Regions from separate parts of the Homo sapiens genome. Here regions 1, 2, 4 and 5 are each linked to region 3. The links are chromatin loops, found by intact Hi-C in ENCODE. Cell type or tissue: endothelial cell of umbilical vein. All regions are shown on one strand. Each heading gives the region's core, and the rest is flanking DNA. Links, peaks and the distances in the headings are about the cores only. Region 1 overlaps LOC124902787 (a long non-coding RNA gene). Region 2 has its middle 64 kb from the start of LINC02725. Region 3 holds the start of LINC02098 (long intergenic non-protein coding RNA 2098). Region 4 holds the start of LOC124902787 (a long non-coding RNA gene). Region 5 overlaps ETS1 (ETS proto-oncogene 1, transcription factor).

Region 1 (4,819 bases), core at 427-4,426, 120 kb before region 3:
TGGTGGTAAACTAAGAATGAGTTAAGAAATAACAGTTAACTCTACTGTGTTTTCACCAGGCACTATTCTAAGTGTTCCGTGTGTGTGTGTTAACTCTTTTAATTCTTGCAGCAAACCCATGAGTTAGATGATATTACTACCCTCATTTTATAGGTTAGGAAATGGAGGCATAGAATGTTGAGTAAGTTGCCCGAGGTTGCGGGACTAGCAGAGAAATCAGGAATCCAGGGAATCTAGTTTAGAGCCCTTACTTTTACATCACAGTCTAAGCCCTCATTGATAACAGTTCTGCAAAGTTAGAAAGTCATCACATTATACCCAGGTGTTTGCATTCCTGTAGCCACGTAAGGAGGACTTATTCAGTAGGACAAGAAATTGCAGTTTAAAAGAAAATAATATTGTAAAAGGAAATAGCTACACTTATTTAAGACCTAAAGTTCCATTCAGTGTTTGTCTATTTGATAAATGTTTGAAAAACATTTGAGGATGTCCTGGAAGTAGAGATAAAAGACTTACTCTAGAAAGACAGACATAAGTAAAAGTGAATCATATGCTGAAAGATACTGGGACCTCTGATGAACTTATGCAAGATTAATGTAATTTCACAGGTATTTGGAAATGACACTTTGACAATCTGAACAATGGTGAGGAGACTACAGGGAGAGAGGTTTGGAAGTAACACATATATCGAAGTCTGATGTATTGGCTTAAAATATAATGCCATCTTGGCTTTTCTAATTCAACAAGTAAATATGTATACATACATGTAAAATGTCATCTGAATTGAATGGTAAAATATAGAAATTGGTGACTTTAGTTTGGGTAGCATCCAGAAAGAGAGGAGACCCCACTCTAGCTGGATGTTGTAATAACTTTCATATAAGGGCTATTTACAGCATGTGTGGGTGGAGTTTAAAACATGCACCAGGGGTTGAGCGGTGCCCTGGAATTGATGCCATCAGGAGGCAGCAGCTTTTGCCACCTCCAGGCCCGATGGCCACCAGGAAAGCAGCTGTGTGGAAAAGGATGCCTGATGAGACCTGACCTTGTATCCAGGATGCAGCCAGTCCATGGCAACCCCACAGGGAGAAGAATGGGACAATACATACAGCATCATCCCTCTCCTGCCTCCTCCCATTCTCCTGCCAGTGCTCACCAAAGACCAACCCCAGGGAGTAGCCAGAGGGCAAAGAAGGAGCCTGTAAGTCAGGCTCCTTAGGCATGCATTTTGGAGGGAGGGAAAGTGCATCTGGGGGTGCACCTGGAAGATAGCTAACTCAGTAACTGTTTGCATGTGGCAGTCAGAGAGGGGATGGAATGTGCCAGGAGTCTCAGGTCTTTGGGTATGGGCCAGGGAATATCGAGGATGTGCAAAATGAGGGGGAAATGCTGTGTATGTAACAAATTCATGTACAACTTCTAGTAGGTAATTATTTTATATCAACTATGGAGAGGGTGTGAGAGATATGGAAAGTGTCTACCATCAGTTTAGATAGGTGAGAGTTTAAACCATGGTGGCAAATGAGGTCTCGAGGGAGCCTGTGTATGTGGAGCAATTAGAAGAGATGACCAAAGGCCATGGGATCTCGGATTTGTAAAGATGTAATGAAGACACCGAGAGGAGGTAACCTGGGGGGTATTTCAACCTGGCCTTTTTCTATGTGCCAGGAGTCGTGGGTTTGTATTTGCTTTTTAAGGATTCCCACAGTTCTAAGGGGGAAATGCAGAGTGAATGGAATTTTAAGCTGAGAAATTAAAGACCTGAGCCTGTCTACTGGGCCTCAGAATAGAACCTCCACCGATGACCTTTCCTCTTCAAGCCTTCCGTACCTTTCTGGGGTAAAGTTATTTGACTACATGCTGCCTCGCAGAGTGTTTTCAAGGATAAATGAGATAACGTCTGTAAAGCCCCTGGAGAGGAAGCCCCAATCTAGATAAACACACCCTCTGGTATTTTTAGCCCCAGAGTGCTGGGTGTTCAGGATATGCCATTTAGCAATTCCTGGAGCCTTGAAAAGGAAAGAGAAAGGGGCGTTGTGGGGCCAGGATCAGTGGCATACAACAAATGTTTTTCGAGAAATCCCTCCCACCCTAAGTGTAAGAATCCACGTCAAAGGAAACAAACACCATGAGTAGATAAAACAGGAAGGTGACAGGTTTGCTTGCTTGCAATCAAGACGGGGGATGCCAAAGGGCTAGTTCTGGCTGCTGGCTCACTCTGAGGGGTGGGGGTCCAATGGCTGGCTCCTCCACTGATAATGAAACGAGGGTTAAGCAACTCTCTGTCCTGCAGAGAATGGCAGGAAACATCTTCATCACCCATGACTCCTTGAGAGAGTAGTGGGGTTTGGGGAGGTTGCATTTCCTTTCAAGATTCCAGAAAGGGTGCTCACACCCCCAGGGGCATGAATGCTGGCACGCTGACCCAACACAAGCAAGGCTGCCAGATGACCATGGGGTCCGGCCCGCCCTTCTGTCCCTATCTGCTTCATAAGCACAAAGCCCTTCAGAAAGTAACAACAGGAACCTTGGAATGATAACTCACTTGGAGAAAGGTCTTACAAGAGTTCATCGAGCTGCTTCATCAATGCTCTTTTCTTCCTTTCCATTCTGTAGGGAGAATGTTTATCTCTCAGTTTCATGTTATGGGCCTAATCTCTTTATATATGGAAAGGGAATAAAGTTTGAGTATCTCCTATGCTCCAGGCTGTGAGTTAAACATTTATATGCATCATGTCATTTAAATCTACATTTAACTCTACTCTGCTATGTCTATATTCTTTCCACAACTGTCCTGTTAAACTCAGAAACCAAAACTGGCACAGAGTTAAATCAGGGTGCCTGTATCAAGCTGCTCTGTCCCAAGTATCCAAACTGATTCATAGTAAGATTAATAGGAGAATGTAATTTTATTTCACCCTTGGTCATCTTGTTTTTATTTTCTTAAAGCAGATAGAGTGTGCCCTTTGTAGACACCCACTGAGATATGTAGACTTGCCTTTTAGGTAGTGTAGGATGAGTAATTGACTGTGAAGTTCGTATCATGTTCTCCTGGGCTTCTTTTTTTGTTTGTTTTTGAGATGGAGTCTCTCTTTGCTGCCCAGGCTGGAGTGCAGTGGCACGATCTCGGCTCACTGCAACCTCCACTTCCCGGGTTCAAGCAATTCTCCTGCCTCAGCCTCCCGAGTAGCTGGGATGACAGGCATGTGCCACCACGCCCGGCTGATTACCCCAGGTCTTCTTATGTTGAGTGGTTTAGTACCAGACCAGAAATCACTTGCAAAATGAAGAATTGGGAGAGATACAATTTCCTTAGAAGATGGGAAGGTTTTAATCAAACGAAGTCGTGAAACATTAGCTTTACCAAGAATTCAGTTCTCCTCATTAAACAAATGGAGCAATTGGGAACTGGGTGAGCTCAAATTCTCACAGCCTGCTGAGGGTAGAACTCGATTTAGAGTCCAACCCTCCTCACCCACAGCCTCATCATATTCTCCTTTATGTATATCATATTCCCTATATCTCCTGTTAGCTGATCCTCCCCCTTTTCAAAATATTTTCCCCTTAAACAATGGAAAGGGTCTGTAATAGTGCCTTCCCATGGAAAGTGTGCATAAGCATCTTGAATGAACAACTACACACCTAGAGTCATTTTACTCAAATTGTCTCTCAAATCTCTGGCTAGCTCTTCCTATTAAAAAATTTGGATTTGAATCGAGTTAGTTCCGACAGTGTAGACAGTAATTCCCTTGAAGTTACACAATGAAGAACAACTACTCCTTCTACAAAATGTGCCTTTTTTTTTTCTGTCTTCTCAGGGTTGTCCCTCATTTGGGGAATATTAAATATTACAGTTGCTATCAGTGCAAGTAATCACACCCCCATTGACAAGTCTCTGGCAGTGAATGCTTCTTACCAATGGAGAATTAGACAAAGTGACAGGTTTAATTCGCAGCAGGACAAAAAGGTGTTGAAAGTGTGAAGCGATTGTGCTCTGGGAGACACATCAATTACTTCCCTGACAGCCTGAAGGCAGTGGAGAAAGGGCTTTGTCTATGCCTAGAATATTACCTCCTTTCATCGTTCATCCCAGCTTCGATGTTCTTCATGATGTGAAGGTGGAGGAAATCAAGGTGCTTTCTTCATATCTGAGTATGGAAATTCCATTTCTGTGAAGTTTGAAAATGATTGGGTAGAAGTGAACTCCTAATGTGAAAAGGAAAGAATAACCCTTGCATTAGCATGCCCTTGGTAACTTGAGTCTCTTCAGTGAACCTCACCAACGTTCATCAGGACAGAGGGAATTATCAGCCTATTGAGTGGAAAGGTTAAATGAGTTTTATCATCTTCTCAGTAAGATGACAATTCTGGTGTCAGGTTTCATTTTGGTGATGAGTATCACTGTGGGGAGGGACAGCAGCATGCCCACGGCCTCTGGGGCCGCCTGCCTGAGGGGCAGCCGGGCAGAAGGACGTTGAGAGGGAAGGTGATGAGTTGGGGAGGGAGGCAGAAGGCACATTGTGCTCTCTGCTCCAGAGGGATGGTCTCTGCTCGCATGAGAGTGTCTGTGAGTTGCGTTGAGTTTCAGAACAACCTCTGCCAAATACATTTATGTCAATACAAATTTATATCATCCAACACAACACTACCATGAGTCAAGCCAATATGGAGTTCAGAACTCTTTTGTAAAAAAAATTAAATTTGTTTTCTAATTGCTTTTGTAAGGGAAGGGATGATTAAGGCTTCATATAACCAGACTCCATAGCTGATATGCAATAAATTTATGTTGAGTGAAAGAATACTAATTGAACATAATATT
Region 2 (4,819 bases), core at 502-4,501, 180 kb after region 3:
ATAAGTATTTAAAAGTAAAGATTCAGGATGTATATAATTTGCTCTCAAATGTTTAATGCAAAAACCTATGGAAAGTGTTTAGTCATATAGAGCAGATGACAGCAAAATGGGTCAACTCTAACAAGACAGGAGTCTGAGCAAAAGGTATATAAGTCTTTCTGCACTATTTTATTTATTTATTTATTTATTTATTTGAGACACAGTCTTACTCTGTCGCCTAGGCTTGAGTGCAGTGGTGTGATCTCGGCTCACTGCAACCTCCGCCTCCTGGGTTAAAGTGATTCTCCTGCCTCAGCCTCCTGAGTAGCTGGAATTACAGGCATGCTCCACCTCGCCTGGCTAATTTTCGTATTTTTAGTAGAGACAGGGTTTTGCCATGTTGGCCAGGCTAGCCCCGCCCTGACCTCAGGTGATCTGCCTGCCTTGGCGTCCCAAAGTGCTGGGATTACAGCTGCACTAATCTTATTCTTCAATTTTCAGTAAGCTTGAAATCATTTCCAAATATGTTTACTTATTTTTATTTTTTTTATTATTTTTTTGAGACAGAGCCTATCTCTGTTGCCCAGGCTGGAGGGCAATGGCGTGATCTCAGCTCACTGCAACCTCCGCCTCCTGGGTTCAAGTGATTCTCTTGCCTCAGCCTCTCGAGTAGCTGGGATTACAGGTATGAGCCACCACACCTGGCTAATTTTTGTATTTTCAGTAGAGATGGGGTTTCACCATGTTGGCCAGGCTGGTCTCGAACTCCTGGCCCCAAGAGATCCAACCACCTTGGCCTCCCAAAGTGCTGGGATTACAGGTGTGAGCCACCACGCCTGGCTAATATTTGTATTTTCAGTAGAGATGGGGTTTCACCATGTTGGCCAGGCTGGTCTCGAACTCCTGGCCCCAAGAGATCCAACCACCTTGGCCTCCCGAAGTGCTGGGATTACAGGTGTGAGCCACCATGCCTGGCCTGTTTAATGTATTTTAAATGCACCACAACATATTAGGTAAAGATTATATGAGCCCCATATTAAGTCCTGGAATTTCTGCAGACCCCTGGAAAAGTCCATCTGCTCTACTGCCTGCCTCTACTATTAACTCTCCCTCGTTGATGCGTATGGCCGTCACCTCTCTGTGCCCCATGCAGTGTGGGATGAAAAGCACTAGCGATGCTGGTGGGTGTGCAAGACACCTCTGTTTAAGTTTCAGAGATAGGAAGAGTGTGATATAATAGTACAATAAACAACTGAAAATTAATTATAAGATACCCTTGTTCTTCAATTTTCCCAGCCATCTGAGTGAATGGGGATGGTTCTCTCTCTCGGTCTGTCCTTAGGTGCTGGCCTCTCACCTTGGGGCCCTAGACCTCTCATCTTCCAGCACTTTCCAGCTCATGATCCTCCTCCACACTTTCTCTAGGCCATAATCACACTGAGCCATCCAGTGTCTCTTCCTCACCCATGCGCAACACCCAGGTCCCTAGAAGAGAAGCCTCATCAGTGTTCTCTTAACAAAAGGACCCAAAGAAGAGAAAGGTGAGCAGAAATTACCAACATCCTGTCTGCTTTACCCCCAAAACTGCGCAAAGTTCTTTACAGACATGATTTTATTTAAATGTCACAAGTCTCCAAGACATAGATATTAATACTGTTATGATTCCCATTTTCCAGGTAATGAAACTGCCACGTATCAGTAACTGGCTAAGGTTTTATGCCTAAGCTCCTAATTTTCCCTAATTAAGCCTCAAATATAAGTTTCTACTGAGATGGCTGACTTTCACCTCCAGAGAAGACAAACACAAGAGTGTGAGATGTCTGCAAAGAGAAATAAGCATAACATAGATGCGGCATACCTATTTTATTTTATTTTTATTTACTTATTTTAGAGACGGAGTCTTGCTCTGTTGCCCAGGCTGGAGTGCAGTGGTGCGATCTCAGCTCACTGCAACCTCCACCTCTCGGGTTCAAGCGATTCTCCTGCCTCAGCCTCCCAAATAGCTGGAACTACAGGCGCATGCTGCCATGCCCAGCTAATTTTTGTATTTTTAGGAGAGACGGCGTTTCACTATGTTGGCCAGGCTTGTCTTGAACTCCTGACCTCGAAATCTGCCCGCCTCGGCCTCTCAAAGTGCTGGGAATACAGGCGTGAGCCACCACGTCCGTCCTCCTATTTTATAAAGTACTTAGTTGCTATACTTTGATTAGCACCCCTGGGAAATCCCAACATAGAACTTTGCTGCCATCTAGTGCCCCTTCTGCACCATGATCCTCATTAAGATGTCTGCAATTCAGTTCTGCCTGTGTAAAATCAATACCTGAAATTATCATAGAGGGGTATAGTGTATATTTCACTTGTATGTCACATCTTGGGGCAGAGGTTTTTCAAGCCCAAACCACACTGAAATTTCTCCTGGAAATTAACCTGAAGTGCCAAGTGACTGTCACCAATCACGCTTTCATATTGGATCAATGTTTTTGTTAAAATGCTTAGCCCTACAGGACAGTTTACAACGTTTGTTTACATACTCTAAATATTTAATCTGCATAAAATACCTGTGGATTAAATATAAGTATCTCCACTTTATAAATGAAAAAGAATGTGGCTCAAAGACTTTAACTTTCTCAAGTCCCCACGGTTAGTTAACAATAGGTCTGAAACTTCAATTCATTTCTTTTTAATTAAAGCCCAGACTCCTTCCCTTCCCTTCTTTCCTGCCCCGACACCACCTTTCTTTCTCCTCCCTCCCTTTCTCCCGTGCTGGATGCTTCCTGCCCTCAAACACTGAACTCATTCCTTCCTTCCTTCTCCTCCTCCTCCTCCTTCTTCTCCTCCCCCTCCCTCCCTCCCTCCTTCCCTCCCTCCTTCCCTTCCTGCCTGCCTGCCTGCCTGCCTGCCTGCCTGCCTTCCTGCCTGCCTTCCTTCCTTCCTTCCTTCCTTCCTTCCTTCCTCTCTCTCTCTCTCTTCCTTTCCTCCTCTTCTCCTCCCTCTCCTGATTCCCTTTTTTGCTCTTTCTCTTCCTGACTCTCCCCAGGTATTTATTGTGCTCTGAGGCTGACTTCATTGAGTGGCTCAAGTCACACGCAGTTCCTCTGCCCTCTTCAGGCATGTGGCATAGTCTGGCCAGTGAGATGTAAGCAGATGCCTGCTGTGGGGTTCTAAGAAAGCCTTTAATATCCGGATATTAGGAGCTGCCCTTTTCTCTTGCCCTCTTTCTCCTGGAGTAAGGGCATGTGGCTCAAAGCATAAAATGGGGAAAACAAAACAGAGAGACTTGAAAGACTTGGGTGCTGATGTAGTTGAGCCTGTGAACATCCACCCATTCACCTGGGAGTGCACATTATAGAAGAAAGGCGTTTTTTTCCATTTGCTTAAGCCACTGTAGTCAGGGTCTTTGAAACATTCATTGGGAGCATTCCTAACTGAAACCGAGCCGACAAGTCATAGCACTGGGCGAGGACCAAGTCAGCACCTGGTGAAGCTCGCAGCTCCACCACTGTGTCCTGCAGAGGGCCCAGGTTGTAAGAGGCTGTCCCAATTCGGAAGGACAACCTTTCCCCAACCTTTTCCTTCTATAACTGCTTTAAATAGTTTTATATCAAGAATATTTCTCTCAAGAATATCAACTAGATTTGAAAGAGAATAAAAATTCAAGAGATAGAAACCATTAGAGGAAAAGAAACCACATTTTGCCTTAAATAAGAGTTGACAATAACCTGCATGGTCAAAGTGTGTTAGTTTTGTGAATCATTTTCTGGAACCCCCAGGCCACAGATATTCTACTCAGGCCAGAAAATTATAGCTTGACCCTGGCCCCATTTCTTCCTTGGTACCCCTTTGTATTCATTCTTTCTTCTTTATCCACTCCCTGATGCTCAGAACAGATACAAATAGCTGTGTGTAGCAAACCCATTGCACGTTTTCATCCCAGCTTCCCTGGAAGCTTTCATGCTGAAATAAAAACCAGGAGGAATGCATTGCAAAGAAGGCTCTGAGCAAATCACCCCTCTCCTCAGGCCATCTCCCTTTCTGTTGGGCCCATCATGTCTCCGCCAGCTCAGTGACCTTGAACTGCTGCTGCCACCCTCCTCAGGCGAGGTGCAGCCTCTCTATAGAAGGCCCCTGAGGTTCCCTTAAGCAGCTCAGGGTCTCCTTCCAGGACTTGCCTCCTCCCCTTTGTTCCAAGACCTGTTTGGAGATTTCCATCCTGCACCTTGTACTTCTAATTTTTTTACTTCTCTTTCCAGGCCCCGTGGATAGCATTGTTAATGGGACAGCTCAGTTGCTTCCATCCTTCCCCCAGATGCCCTTTCACTCTCCCTTGGCTTCATGCCACTTGGCTTTGGGCTCCTTCTTTGTGGCCACGTGGTCTTGTGTAACTCCAGACCCAGATCCAGCCAGGAGTTCAGGTACTTAACATGTGGGTGGGTGACTTTTTACAGATTAGTTTGCCTGCATTAAAATGGCATGTCAGTCCTCCTAAATTAACTTTCTATAATTCTTCTAAACATCAGGATGCTGCCACAGGGACAAACCAGGAGTGTCCCCCTGTGGCCCCCCCCCTAGAGAAATCTCCTGTCCCATTCCCTTTATCAACATGGCAGGATCATGTGTCCATTGGTCAGTGATAAAAGTTACAAAATAATGAGTCAATAGTCCCAGCTGTCAACAGATTTGGTTCAGGGGCTGCCAGATGGGCAAATAGAGTGGTAATTCCTACAGTGGCTTTTGGGTACAGGGTTAAGTCCTTCTTGGAGAGCTAAAGTCAAGGAACTTTTGGCTGACAGGAAAAAAATGTAAAAGAACTATGTAAGGGAGCAGATGGCAAGGACTTCTT
Region 3 (4,819 bases), core at 290-4,289:
ATAAAGTTTTATTTTTATATCTGTGGAATGCATGTCTGCCATAAATGTTGAGCAATTTCCACACTGTTGTAAGTAATGAATGTGAAATTCAAGTGCTTCTGTGATTTATGCCAGGTTGTTGGCATTCAACCATGACTCACAACTCCAAGCCAGCAGTTCTAAATCTCTCCAGTCCCACCTTTCAGTTGGGGAGTTCCCAGGGTTAATGGTCTTTGGAGCCAATATGCTCCCTGAGTTAGCTTTGAAGGTGATTCATTGCTCTGGTATGAAGTTTGAGGACGAGCCAGTTTAGGTGGATTCCATTCAGCACCCAGTTCAACAGACAACACAAGACTGATTCAAACCCTGGCTCTCCCACCTAAATAAATGTTACAAAATCAACACACATTCACTTTACAATAATTTGATTTGCATTTTTAATTCAGTCACCAGTTGTCTACATTGGACAATGTGGAAAAGAAAAGTTGACTTGCTTATTACTGTCGGCTTATGCTGGCAGGAGGGTTAATCTTTGCCCAGAAAGTGTACATGTCACAGCTGAGTCAGTCTATCTGTCTAGAACACTCCTCAACACTTACGCTGTTACTTGTCTGAAGAAGTCTGTTTTTCATCCTCTGTTTTGATGAATGCCCATATTTTTACTCAAACTTGAGCCTTTTTTCAACCAGTAAAAATAAACCTTCTTGTCCTAAATAAAAAAGACCACCTCAAAAGGTGGTTCAAAAGGCATCTTGGAAATCAAGTAGCACTTACGCAGCATGATTTGCTTGTATTACTGTAAGTGACAATGACTCAAAATCATATGGATTAAATTTTCTTACAAATAAATACAGGGTCACTAATATAGAGTTTGGTTTGTATTTTGCCAATACTACAGCAACTTAATAAGGAGTCGTAGCCTTTCTTGAACCAGAAGGATCTGCTGTTCAACAGTAGAAAGTAAAATGGATCACAAATATGTAATGTTCCAATAGATATCAAGGCATTCTAAAGTCTTTTTTAAAATTAGGCTAGCTGTTGATTTTGGTTATAGTTAAAAATTTGCAAATGCTGTAATTTTTAAGTTAACATAAACAAATACTATTGTGGTTAATTAAAACATTTCTTTTTTCATTAAAAGGCATTGCCAGTAATGAAACTAGGGACAAATATTTAAGACGAAAAGGGACAAGGAGCAAGTCACTGACAAAGCAAAACAAGAATTGAAAATTTCTTCTTCCAAGCCCCTTACTCATTTTTTGCCTTCCAACTTCATCTAGTGATTAAAGATAACATAATATTAACAGTAACACATAAGATGAAAATAGTACTAAATGCAATAATGCAACCTTAACTAAATGTAAAAAAGTAACTTAATATCCATGCTTAGAAATGGATTACTTAATGATTCAATAGTTGGACTCGTCCAGCTAACATATAGGCAAAATATGGTTCTAAACTGGAGAAATTATTATCTGAAGACAATTGATAAGATCCTCCTTTTTTCAGCCATGTCACCAGTTATATGTAAATAACTATAGGGTATATTGAATAATTCAACTTCATCTGGATAATGCTGGACAAAACTCTAGAGAGGAATTGTAAAAATCAAATGTTTTTATTTTTATAATTTTGACTCAAAGCCAAGTCTTACAGGATTTTGCTTGGAATTATATTCTTTTATTTGCAAGCAAAGAGTTCCCTAGGCTTTTAGATTGGCAGAGCTAGTAAAATACTGTTCATCTGAGGCTGTTGAATCTTAGCATTCTAAAAAGTTCCAGTCTACTACTGCTGCTAAACTTAACCTCAGGTGAGCCACACCACTGAGGCATGAGGTTCACTATTCTTTCCAGTGTATGAAGTGAAAGTTCCTTCTGCCTGTGGTTTGACGAACACACTCAGACAGGATCAACCTGAGTAAGGCCAGTTCTTTAGCTTTTCATTGCTTTGCCAATTACTACTTTAGTGCTTACCAGGTATTCAGGTACAGCGTGAGGTCCAAGCAATATTTTTAGTTCCAGGGAACTCAAAGTCTGGTAGTGCAGAGAAATGTTGAAATAAATAATTATGGTCAAATATGAATCTATAATAGAAGTAGACATAGAGTGCTGTGGTCTTTCAGAATTCCGAATGACTAGTTTTTTGAGGTTGGAGTTGGGGCGAGGCTGTATCAATTGTCTAGTACGGTGTAACAAATCATTCCAAAAAAGAACCTTCAAACAAAAGGTATTGTTCATGATTTTGCTCTGGGATCTGGGCTCAGCCACACAGCTCTTCTGTTGGCATCTCTTGGGATTACTCATGGTGTTTTGGCTGCAGCCAGAGGATCCAAGAAAGTTTCCTTCACATACTTGGCAGTAACATCGAATTTGCAGCTGAGTGTCTTGGCTCTCTTCCATGTGGCTTTTCCAGCATATTGACCCAGGTTTTTAATATGGGGGCAGCAGCTTTCCAAGAGAGTGAGAACAAAAACTGCAAGGCCTCTTGAGTGAGACTGGACAGTCACACAGTGCCACCTCTACTGCATTCAACTGGTGAGAACAATTAACTGGGCCATTCCAGAATCAAGAATGGGGAAAACTGTCTCCACCTCCTAATGCGAGGAGCTGAAAGAAGTGGCCATTCTAAACCACAGGGGTTAGTTAGGGAATATGTCAAAGCAACCACTTTTGAACTGGGCCCTAAAAGATTTGTGTGTGTTTTCTGTGCTTGAATGTGTGTGTGTGTGTGTGTATGTATGTGTGTGTTGGGACAAGGGATATTCCAGGAATGGCAGAGGGAACATTCCAAACTTAGTGATTAGCAGGAACAATGGGTGGTGCAATATTTGTGAAACTGCAAGTAAATGTACGTGGATGAATATAGAATGCATCATATCCTCTGGGGTAAGGGTAACCTGAAGAAGAATGATGGTGAAAGGAGTAAGAAAAAAAATAGGTCTAGAGAGGCAGGTTGGGCAAATATTGTGAAAGAGTTTATGTGAGCGACTCAGTGATGTGGAATTTATCCTGTAGGCACTGGGCAACCAGGAATCATTTTCACAAGTTTCAGGACTTTCAGGGAAGGCACTGACTAAACGTTTGTCACATAAATACAACCAAGTTAGTGACAGAATTTGATTTGCCATCCTTGAAAAACATTGGATAAGATTAAGAAGACCTTATAATTCTCCAGCTGACCTCTGTGTCTTCTTCCATCTGGGTCCCTGAACTACCAGTAGTAGCCCTCAATCTAATGGTGGCTTCCAAAGTGTTTCAAGTAGCGATCTAACTAGGGAAGGATGAAGACTAGAAAAGATCTTGAACAGGATACTTGGCTTTACACAACTGGTGTGCTTATTTGGAGTAGGTCTGGAGGTCTGCTCAAGATTAACAGTGGGGGTGCCAAGAAACAACACGTTGGCACCAAGACTGAGGAGCCCTCTTCTCCCAAGCTGCTCACCCCTGTGGTAATGTAGGTCAACAGTTGAAAGTTAATGTTGATGTTGATTATTGAATGAAAGAAACTTTTCCTTAGCTTAAAAAAAAACTTTCAAAGTAATTATAGACTCAGAGTGTTGTGCAAAAGAGTACCTAGGAACCCCTGCACCATTCACCCAGCTTCCCCCAAGCATGACATCATATTATAATGGTAGTACAACATCAAACAAGGAAATTGACATTGGTACATTGCTGTTAACTGGACTATAGATCTTATTTAGTTTTCAGTACTTTTACATGTATTCATGCATGTGTGTATGTATGTAGTTCTATGCAATTTGTCCGATATACAGATTCATATAATCATTATCACATTCAAAATACAGAATTCTTCTATCACCACAGAATAACTCCTTCATGCTACCCCTTTATGTTTGTACCTCCTGTATTTGTTTATTTGTGTTTCTATAAAGGAATATCTCAGGCTTGTTAATTCAAAAGGAAAAGAGGTTTATTTAGCTCATAGTTCTGCAGGTTGCACAAGAAGCATGGTGCCAGCATCTGCTTCTTGTGAGGGACTCAGGCTGCTTCCACTCATGGCAGAAGGGCAAGAGGAGCTGGCATGTTCAGATTATATGGCAAGAGAAAAATCAAAAGGGGGAGAATGTGCCAGGATCTTCTTAACAACCAGCTCTTGAGCAAACTCTTTCAGGAAATAAGAGTGAGAACTCACTCATTACTGCAAGGATAGGATCAATCCATTCATGACTGATTCATCCCCAAGAACAAACACCTCCAATTAGGCCCTACCTCCAACACTGGGGATCAGATTTCAACATGAGACCTGGTGGGGCCAAGCAAACCATATCTAAACCCTAGCACCCCCATTCCTCTGAGTTTGATTTCATAAATGTGATGGTGTCAGAATGATTGTATTGGAGAAGTATGCCTTAAGACACTAGAATCTGTTTCCTGGGAGCTTTATGGATTACATATTATGAGTTACACAAAGTTTTGTTTTATTTTCAGTCCTGAGATCAGCTAGCTTAATGTGTGTGGGTGAAGAACTGGATAATTTAAATTGGTTCTAAGTGTAAAGACTTGTTTTGCTTGAATGTTATTCTGTTGCTTAATGAGAACTACCCTATAATCCTTTCTGCCCTTCCTTCTCCCCTAGTCCACCAAAAAGATCAATCTCAAAATTTACTCTATCTTCTTTTGCAGAGGTCATTACTTTAGGTGTCACCACTGTCTTCTGAAAGCCCAATTAAATACATACATGTGATATGGTTTGGATCTGTGTACCTGCCCAAATATCACATTGAATTGTAATACCCAGTGTTGGAGGTGGGGCCTGGTGGGAGGTGATTGGATCATGGGGGTGGTTTCTCATGAATAGGTTAGCACCATCTTCTTGGTGC
Region 4 (4,819 bases), core at 602-4,601, 130 kb before region 3:
ATTGCACAGATGAATTATCCTGCTAACTATTTAGTGGCTGGCATAAAATATGAATAAGTGTAGACTGAACCTTCATATATGTCTTTGTTGATTGAATGAATGAATGAATGAATATGCTTATACATCAGAAACTGGTACCTACCTAGTTTGAGTTGGATGGTGTTTGCTTGATTACACAAGTCTGTGCACATTTATAGGCTATTTGGTGATGCTGCTGTCTTTTTTGGCATGTTTCTTTACTATTCTTAGTATTTTTCTCTGTGGCTGTATGACTTTAGCTTTACATGGAGTAGGTTAGAGTGATGGATGGAGAAGAAGCTGGTCTCTAGGGCTGGCGATTGCAGTGTACCATCTCTCCCCCTGCCTGCAAGTAAGGATATGTCTGTGGGGTGGGGAGCTCCTTCCTGGCATTTCCCTTTTTGAAGCTAATCTGAGAAATAGGGACATCCTCACCTCTGTAGCTCATACTCCCAACCTGCTCTTTTTACCCTGGGGAGGTCTCTCACAGTCATGGTGGCAAAATGTAGTGAAGGGGTCACTGAGATGGACAGGACAGTGGGGTGCAAGTTTCAGGAAGCTGCTTGAGCCCTTTAGGGCACTGTCTCCTCATTTATAAAAGGGGTTTGTCTGGCCCCTTCTAGCTCTGACATTCTAGAGTTACATGACTACGATGGTGCTGATAAGATGATCATGTAGTGGCGGGAGCTTGGGGGAGAGTCAATGGTGAGTCCAGATCCTCCAGGCAAGGCCCTGCCCCCTGTGGTATAAAGTCAGAGAGGACACATTTTGCTAATGTGCTTTATCTTGCCCATCAGCTCTGGGAACTAATTCCACTGGGTGATCACAGTTACCGGCCTCCTCATCTAAGGAGATGCAATTCCAGGAGCGGCTGCCCTCTGACCTGCTGGCTGGCCTGTGCATTACTCACCCTGTCATGGTCCTGAGACTGGCCTGCTGCCTGCTGGGAGCTTCACAGTCTGGCACAGCCGCTGGACTGGGAATGAAACAGGAAGCGTGCTGAGAGAGAGGGCAGGGGTGGAGGCTATTGGACCGGGAGGATGAGGCAGCTCAGGCCAAACACTCATCCATATTCAGCTGTGTGCCCAAGGAAGTGTGGATGATCAGGGACAGAGAGAGTGGCCAAATGAATGTATGGAGAAGAGTGTCTGGCTATTGGTACCCGGATGCTGAGAAAAGATCGTGGTTTTGCCCAACCAAACAATCCAGGGATGAAAGTAGTCTTGGAGGGTACGATGGGGGCTCCAGTCACCTTTTGCTCGTTTCCCACCCTAGGCAGAGCTCTGACTGCAATAATAAACAACATGGGGCAGCCGAAATCTCAGTTGCTGAGAGGCTGCACAGTGGGAGAGACCACGCATCACAACAGCCGGCCTGGGCTAGCGCCTGATTTGACGAGAAGCTCATCCCAGTGGATTGAGCCTTGAAAGTTCTTCTCTGACAGCTGGGAGTCTCAAGGGCTCAGCCATGAATCCTTCTAAACAGAGTTTGTGCTTTTGGTGGATGTAACCCCAGGAATCCCATCACGCTCCCAGAAGAGTACATGAATGGTGAAAGGACGGATGGGCAGATCGGGCACAGCAAAGCACCAAGGGAAGAAACAGCAAATGACCAAAGCTATAAGCCCTAGTGCTTTTAGATAGGGAAGGGGCTTTGCAACTGGCTCATGACCTTAAGTGAGTTTTTAAACTCTCTGAGTGAGCCTGTTTCTTTCATCTTGGTTTGGAAAAATGAAAGGAGCTCCTTATCAACTTAAGTCAGAAAACAAACAAAAAACAAATGTTGAAAGATTATAGTCACAGATGCACAAAGCAACTCTTCGTTCCATTTACCAATGTGTATAATGTAATGCATCATTCCACAAAAGCGGATGACGCTTCTAATGGAAAGCAAGGAAAAGGTGGAGGAAAAAAGAAAATACATTCTAGAAAATACAGAAATGCCGTATTTCTGTCTACCTTCCCTCACGTTTGCCCACAGGGCAGGACTTTTGTCTAAATGTATGATAGCCCTGGCAGTGTATACCTTCAGGCTCCAAGCTCCAGAGAACCCAAGAGGTAATGTGGAGACTGCAATTGTCAGCAATTCCATACACTGAGAAACACAGGGAAAGAGGCTGCATGTGTAACTCTCCAAGTCCGACATCTCCAGCTTGGACTCAAAACACCAGTGGTTTAATCCAGAGACAGAAACACCTTTTGAGTCCCATTCCATTACACAAGAAGCCCTTTGCTCTTTGGCTTGTTTTACTGCAGGCAAACTGCGAGGCTGAAATAGGATTTCCCTCACTGCAGCCCACATTGGGATAAGTCAGAGCCTGCGGACTCTGCTTGAGGAGTGGCCAGGGAGATGCTTGCAGAGTGCAGTAAACAGGACATGGAGGAAGTTGGGAGCTGGACTCGGGTTGTTAACAAGCCCTTCCCCGCCACCCCCACGTTGTCAGGAAATGTGGGGAGCTGAGGGCCACAGAGCACACAATGATGCAGTGGGAAGTGGCCTTTATAAATACCCAGGGGTCAGGGCCAGGCTCGGCAAACAATAGGGGAAATGATGATGGCGGCAGTGGGTGTGGGGGGTGGGGAAGGCCAGGATGAGTCCATCAGTGACAATAATGGAGCAGAAGCAGATACTGGCGCTGGCGGTCCAGGGGGGCCTGGGGGTTGTGAATCAAACTATACAAATTGCCGGTGACTCAGTAGCCACAACAGAGGGTAGCAGGGTCTGTAAACAGTCCACAGTATGTCCCATTGTTCCTTCAAGAACCTCTCCCTGGTCTCTACATGTCAAAGGTCTCTGTTTTGCTTCACTTACCGGAAGCTGGTGGAAGCTAGTTGAGTGTTCAGAGGACACCATTCCTCACCGGTGGTGACAGTGGGCTCAGGGCTGCATTTTCTGCCTTGTGTTCACCCTGGTAAGCAAATAGGCACCAAAGGAAGGGAAAGAGGATCTGCAGGGAAACAAACAATGCCCCAGAGCTGAACTTTGGTTTAGTCTCCCCAGATTCACTTGGTGTGTGGATGGGAATGGAAGATTAGTATGCCGCCCTTCACTGGCCGTGGGGAGAGATGCATTTTTGTATTCAGAATATAACCTTGCAAATGAGATCAAACATTTGAAGAGCTATGGGAAAGGCAATAAACCAAAGTGGGATTCTTCGTCACTTGTCCAGCATGAATTATTACTTGCTGGTTAAGCAGGTGAGTAAGTGGCTATTTGCAAAGCTGCCTGAAGGACCTAGATTATTATTTTGTTTTTTTTTTTGTGGGACAGTTCCTAGTTCTTTCTACGATTAGCTATGCAAAAGATAGACGACTGAAATTCTTTAGGCTTCATTTTTCCTCACCACATGGGGTTGGTCACTGAGGATCTATGAGACGCTAAACTTACAGAAACAGAAAGATTTTAGGTCAACTTATTTTTCTTTTCCATCTTTGCCCAGCACTGGAAATATATATTTTACCCTGACACACAGACTGAGTTAGAGGAGCTGGCATGTGCTCCATTTCTTCATGTTAAAGCATACCAGGTGTTTCTAAGTTACAGGGTGATTTCCATGTACAAAGATATTTGTGACATAAAATATACCTTTTGCAGAAATTATGAACTCCCCAGATTGAATGTTCCTTGTATCAATTATTATTCTGTTTTAGAGTGCTTCATCATAAACATGATTAAAAATCTAATTAGGTAATCAATTACATAACAGTCATTTCTTTCTCTAAAATGTAAGCTTTACAAAGGCAGGCCCTGAGCCTCTCCTACTGATATGGTTTCCTTGGTGCTGAGCATAGTTTCTCCCATGGAATTGGCCCTTAGTAGGTATTGAGTGAGTGAGCAGGAGAACGAATGCTCTCTAAGTGCCTCTGTTTTATATGCAGTCTCTGTAAGGAGCCAGCTGGAAGCTGGGATCTGGGGTGCATGTGTATTGCAGGGGTCTGAGCATGGTCCTCCAGGGCTGTTTAACCACGGATGCATGTTCAGGGTGCCCTCTAAGACTGTAGGGCTCACCATGCCATGGATGTCTCTGATGGGAGGCGCTGTTCCTTCTGTATCCCATGGCACATATGATAAAGTGCGGTCTCATTCGAAGTCCCATTTAGTGAAATAAAACATAGGAAACTCAAATGGAGGTTAAGCAAGCCACGTTATATTTATTTTAATATTTATTATTTAAAACATATATTTAAAAGACATAGGCTTTGACTTTCAGTGAGAAAAGATTAACCAATATGTAAATTTAGATCTTACTAAGGGCACCCTAACTCTATCTTTAACCTTGATATGCTGCTGGTGAAACTATAAACAGGCATATACTTTTTTTTTTGGTAACTTTTATTTTAGGTTTGGGGAACATGTGCAGGTTTGTTATATAGGTAAACTCATCTCACGGGGATTGGTTGTACAGACTAATTTGTTACCTAGATACTAAGCCTAGTACCCAATAGTTATTTTTCTTCTCCTCTTCCTTCTCCCACCCTCCACTCTCAAGTAGCCGCCAATGTCTGTTGTTCCCTACTTTGTATCCATTAGTTCTCATCATTTAGCTCCCACTTATAAATGGGAACACACTGTATTTGTTTATCTGTTCCTGCGTTAGCTTGCTAATGCCAATGGCCTCCAGCTCCATCCATGTCCCTCCAAAAGACATGATCTTATTCTTATGGCTGCATAGTATTCCATGGTGTATGTGCATCACCTTTTCTTTATCCAGTCTGTCACTGATGGGCATTCACATTGATTCCTTGTCTTTTCTATTGTGAATAGGGCTGCAATGGACATTCACATACATGTGTCTTTATGG
Region 5 (4,819 bases), core at 419-4,418, 290 kb before region 3:
CCAGGACTTGATAGTAGTGAAGATATAGGAGAAAGCCTCTCCCTCCCAGTCCACTGTTGTAAGTAAACAGCAATGATGTAGAGGAAAAAAAAATCCTGAGAGGGAGCCAGAGTTCTAGAATTAGTAACCAGTGACTTAAGGCAAGTTGATGTCACCTTGAGCTTCATTTTACCCACCAGTAAAAGAAAAGGTTTGAACTAGATGACATCGAAAGCGTCTTCTAATTCTGTATTCCAGGAATAGTGTAAGACCCCTGACCAGTGGCAGAGCTTGGCTCCTCCTTCTCTCCACTTTTCATCCATTTTATAACTATGTCTGGTTGCAAGGAAAGAGAACATCCCTCCAAGGAGTTGTTAAAGTTTTATAGCAAATTCTGTAAATTCCTCTTTTCTGCTTTTTGGTCCTGGATAAGGCTTTATGCATCCTATAGCTATAGTGAGGGCGGGATAGAGGGACAGAGGCAGGGAAATGTGTGAACACACCAGGAGAGGACTCGGGCTGATAGTTATTGCTCCAGGCCATAAAAAAGGCCAAAGCCAAAGAGATATAGAGGCCAAAATTATAGATTAGGTAGGTCTACACAAACCTTGGAGTAGGCTCGTATGATAGGTTTAGCAGTGAGCGTAATGGTTTAGGGAGCATAAGCATGCTCCCTTCAAAGCTTATCTCTCTAGGCCCCTCCTTTTTAGTGCAGGAAACTTGAGCTGGGTCCCCACAATTATTGCCTAAATCCCCGAAGTCTCAGGATTTCTGACTCCTCATTAGGGACATATATTTAGATTTACTGCACTGTGTGGGGCCTGAATTCCATTAGATGTGCCATGTTGGGGCGGCACCATCGGTTTTTGGTGTGTTTAGCTGGCGTGCTGGTATTTTTTGGAGCCTGTGATAGGCAGAGGGACGGCCATCTCATGTGCTTACCAACATGCTCAGGGTGGGGATTTCTGCATCTTCTCTGATGTCAGCCTTGCTTTAGGGTAAGAATGTGTGTCTCTCTGCCTTCTCCTGACTCCTACCATGTGGTTCCCATGTGGCTCTTGTGAATTACACTGGGATGATTCAGCAGGGCCCTTAGAGAAGGGAATAATTAGTCTGTTGGGAGCAGGGGATAGGGGAGGAGTCAAGGAAGCAGTGTTTGAATGAAGTACCGTACCAGGTCAGGTGACCTATAGATCACTCACTTAGATCTTCACAGTTTGGTCTATTTTAGGTGGTCCAATGTTTCATCTGAATTTCAGTCTCCACCATTTGCATAGCATGAAAGATGTACTAGTATGTTTGCTTGTTATGGGCTTGTGCACATTATCTGTTGTCCTGGTAGTTCAAGTTTATGAGCGCACCCTCCAGATGGTCTGGACCCTGAGCATCTTGACACACTTATGAAGTTGATGAAGAGCATGTGGGGCTGGGGAAGGAACGTGATGCATCCCTTTTAACCATTTCTTGGCTCCTAGGGTTCGTTGGCCCTAGCAGTATCCAGCATGTGCCTGCTCTGTGCTTAAAATTTTAAGTTATAAAACATTTAACTGTTTGCTACTAGTTCCCTCCCAATGGGTTGACATTATCTGGGATGTTGTCTGTAAAATATTTTAAGCTATTTAAAGGAAAAAGAGAAAAAAAATCTTATTTAGATTTGTATATCTCCTTACATGTTGGTTTTCCAGGAACAAGGTGGGAAGTTAGTGACAGGAACTTGAGGCATGAGTGGAAATCTGAAGTTACTGCTCAGGGGATCTCTTTGTTGAGCCCTGAATTTCTTGCCTCTGGGAGATTCCAGCTTTGCACGTGGGATTCTTAAGGCTATAAGGTTGGACTGGATCCAGAGGGTGCAGTTGCTTACTGTTGGTTGCGCATTAATGCTAAGGGCTGTCGGTGGAAACTCACAATGAAGGCATGCAGGAGGAGATGCCTGCAGGGGCTCACGGCCTGTGCCTCCCTCCCTGTTCCTTCCTCCCCAGCCCAGGCTCTCCTCATGTTCAGTTTGGTGTCTGTCACAGGCTAATCTACTGGTGGCTCTTTTTAGTAAGGCTGTAGGAGGATTAAGGATACAAGTAACACAGTTTGGGAAGGATTAAAATTGAGTATCTCTCCAAAGCCATGTTAGAGCAAAAGATGAAATTCCAGAAAATAGAGATACCATCAAAAAGGGGCTGAAATAAAGGGAAGAAGAGATTGTCCCTGAGATGTAATGCATACATATCTGTGAATTTCAGCTCTTGGCCTCTTTATTTGTCTCCAAAGAAATGAGGAGGGAACTTTCCCAGGGAAAAGCTCCTTTATAGTGCTCCTAAACATGTATAATTAACAGACCTAATAAGACTGTTGTTTCAGAAACCATAGAGTTGACCTCCATCGATTGGTTATTTTTTCCTTGGCGTTCCCACCTTCCTGCAACCTCTGTACAGAGAGGCCTTAATTGCTTTGGGCTGGGCAGAGCAGCAGTTACTTTTCTCATCTCTCCCTTCTCAGCAGTGGCTGTATTTTAGCAGAAGGCAAGCAAGCTTAAGAGAACCTCTAGGCTAAGAAGCAACTATACGAAGAAAAAAGAAGCCCATTTCTAAGCAGGCAGCCTTCTTGGTGACCTCATCTTCCTCCCAACTTGGGTCCAGTTGGAGCTGTGCATACAGGGCAGACTTCCAGTTCCTCCTGTCTGGGACTAACAGTGGCAGATATAAATAGACCAAGACTTTGTCTGTAGCCATTGTTCTCTAACTGCCCATTGTTTCTAGAAGCAAAGCAATGCTGTGGCTGCAGCTCTCTTTCTCTCTCTCTCTCTCTCTCCACCCCACCCCCTTTCTCTGTCTTTCTTTATTTCACTGTACAGGGGTCTGAATTCCAGCTCAACCATTTGTACTATCAGCCACCTTTCACTTGCCAGATGCTTAGAAACTCGAGGGGAGAACTGGCTCCACAAGTGGGAGACCAACTGAATATTGTAACCTCATATTTTGATTCCAGTAATGCTTTTGTCTGAGTCTTTCCATGATATATTTGTGGTCAAGACAAAGATATGTGGATCTAATGATAGTAAAGTCAGGAGGATTTGTAACTGGTTGAGCAACTATACCCAACGGGTCTTGATTAATGTGTCAGTGTCAGAGTAATGCATGGTCTCTGATGTTATGTTATGGGGATCAGTACTTGCTGGTTGCCTTTTCAACATTTTTATTAGGGGCTTAGAATAGAGAAAGACACAGAAAGCACACTTAGTGCATTGCAGATGGTGCAAAGCTGAGAATGATGGCTAATAGGATGAGCACAGATTCAAGGTATAAAAAAGTTCTTAGAAACATGGATCGAAACAAAGTGAAGTTAATATGGATAAATGTGAAGCCCTGTTGTGAAGTTAATAAAATTCAGTCAATAGGTACAGAACTGGTTCAGTATCACTTTCTATGGAGAGGTCCTGGCAATGTCCTTTGAGTGGCTTTTGTAGTTAGGCTGTTAGATCAGTGTTGTCTTAGTCTGCACCAGTCAAAGCTTATGGAGTAAGATGATCATCTCATTGTTCCCATTTAACTTCTGAGAAGCACGATGTTCACCTATGAATGCTTGTGATGCTCTTCAGGAACATAGGCTTAGAGGAATGCTTCTAGGTGGAGCGAGGGGAGTGGCCAAAAACCATGCCAACATGAATGGTTGAAGGAACCACGGAGTTTGGAAACCTGGACGGAAGTGATGATAGGAGGAAGAAAGCAGGGGAAAAGCTGCCAGATAAGGACAAATTTGCTTTGTGCTGCTGATCTCTCAACAAGCAAAGCAAGGGCCTATTGATAGAATTCATAAGAAGGCAGATTTAAACTCGTTGTGTCTAATCATTTTTAAATAATCATTTTGGCTTATAAGTGAAATTGTGTAGCTCAAAAAGGATGGGGCAACCAAATGTCTTAAGTGAGAAGACTTCTGGGGAAGTATGGTGGTCGTTCTTCAGGTCCTGCCCTGCCCCTCATGACCACTCATCATCAAGTACTCCTCTGTGGATCTGGAAGCTGGAGCAGGGTGTGCACGCATACTGTGTTGCTTCAGTGCCTGTGGCTGCCAATATTGAGAATCCTTGTCTGATGTACTGGGAAAATGGACTTGCGTATTCTTATTTTTCATTGTGGTTTCCCTGGGTTGAAAACAGACAGTTGCACTGTGTGAATGTGTATGAGTATGCTTTTTCCTTCTCAGTCCAGATTTATTTATTAAAAGAAAAACACATCTGCATAAAAAAGCCTTAGAACGCAGGAAGAATGTCCACTTTGTTTTTCTTTCTGTAGCACCGAGACATGTGGGGTTTCAGCTTCCTCTAAGAAGTTTTTGAAGACTGGCTTTCATCTCAAACAAGACTTTTTCCCATTGGAAAAACGGTCCTTTTTTGGTTTAAAAATGTATTTATATAATGTATAAATAAATAAGAAAGTTGAGAGAGAATTTCCTTTCAAAATTGATGAAAAAATGTTGCTTTCTGAACATCATTAATTGGGAGTCGGTTGTTGCCTCTTCCCAGGCCATTGCCACTCTGCATTCTGTTTCTTTGTTCTGGTTTACAATTTTCCAATATTCCCTTTCTCTGCTTCCTGCTTTCTTCCCTCTCTCCTCCCTTCTTGGCCAGCTCTCCTCCTCTGTCTGATCCCAGCTCCAGCCTTCTCCCTTGGCGGCTACCCCCATGGCCACTGCACCACCTTCCTAGCCCCCGTTCCTCCTTCCTTTCTCTAAGCCTTTCTTCCTTCTGCCCTTCCCGGGCTAACTTTGAACAACTGAAGCCCTCACTGGAAGAGGCCTGTCTCTGTGTTTGTTTCCTGCGTGGGAGGGAGAGGCAGGCCTTGAGAAAACA

What was found. A loop is a pair of places that touch in the nucleus more often than their neighbours do. Peaks named below come from ENCODE experiments on the same cell type or tissue, not always from the same donor. Only the 100,000 strongest peaks of a DNase experiment are listed, where the experiment ranks them.
Region 1: it touches region 3 in a loop (6-fold over the local background); 3 of 110 quality-filtered maps call a loop at or near these places.
Region 2: a loop joins it to region 3, with 11 times the contacts of the local background. A loop is called at or near these places in 2 of 110 quality-filtered maps.
Region 4: it touches region 3 in a loop (5-fold over the local background); 3 of 110 quality-filtered maps call a loop at or near these places.
Region 5: it touches region 3 in a loop (5-fold over the local background); 13 of 110 quality-filtered maps call a loop at or near these places.

Annotation. Positions count from the first base shown.
Region 1 is chr11:128,326,629-128,331,447 of GRCh38, reverse strand. The region is part of intron 1 of LOC124902787 (a long non-coding RNA gene); the gene reads left to right. Among named protein-coding and RNA genes, the nearest start is that of LINC02098, 120 kb to the right of the region's middle. In endothelial cell of umbilical vein, for the core only: no CTCF peak of the experiment used is centred there; a DNase peak (open chromatin) is centred at 2,017; H3K27ac peaks cover 2,116 bases.
Region 2 is chr11:128,029,139-128,033,957 of GRCh38, reverse strand. No RefSeq gene overlaps it. Among named protein-coding and RNA genes, the nearest start is that of LINC02725, 64 kb to the left of the region's middle. In endothelial cell of umbilical vein, for the core only: a CTCF peak has its summit at 2,230 (motif pointing left); a DNase peak (open chromatin) is centred at 2,217.
Region 3 is chr11:128,206,076-128,210,894 of GRCh38, reverse strand. It overlaps LINC02098 (long intergenic non-protein coding RNA 2098), which reads right to left and starts at 2,129. Exons shown (of 4, transcript NR_146647.1): 1 at 1,953-2,129. RefSeq lists an enhancer at 47-548. In endothelial cell of umbilical vein, for the core only: no CTCF peak of the experiment used is centred there; DNase peaks (open chromatin) are centred at 2,344 and 2,774; H3K27ac peaks cover 3,469 bases.
Region 4 is chr11:128,332,470-128,337,288 of GRCh38, reverse strand. LOC124902787 (a long non-coding RNA gene) reads left to right here and starts at 3,008. Exons shown (of 2, transcript XR_007062946.1): 1 at 3,008-3,215. In endothelial cell of umbilical vein, for the core only: no CTCF peak of the experiment used is centred there; DNase peaks (open chromatin) are centred at 918 and 2,508; H3K27ac peaks cover 3,037 bases.
Region 5 is chr11:128,499,969-128,504,787 of GRCh38, reverse strand. The region is part of intron 3 of ETS1 (ETS proto-oncogene 1, transcription factor); the gene reads left to right. Among named protein-coding and RNA genes, the nearest start is that of MIR6090, 20 kb to the left of the region's middle. RefSeq lists a silencer at 940-1,234 and an enhancer at 940-1,234. In endothelial cell of umbilical vein, for the core only: no CTCF peak of the experiment used is centred there; DNase peaks (open chromatin) are centred at 1,087, 1,857, 2,647 and 4,190; H3K27ac peaks cover 3,996 bases.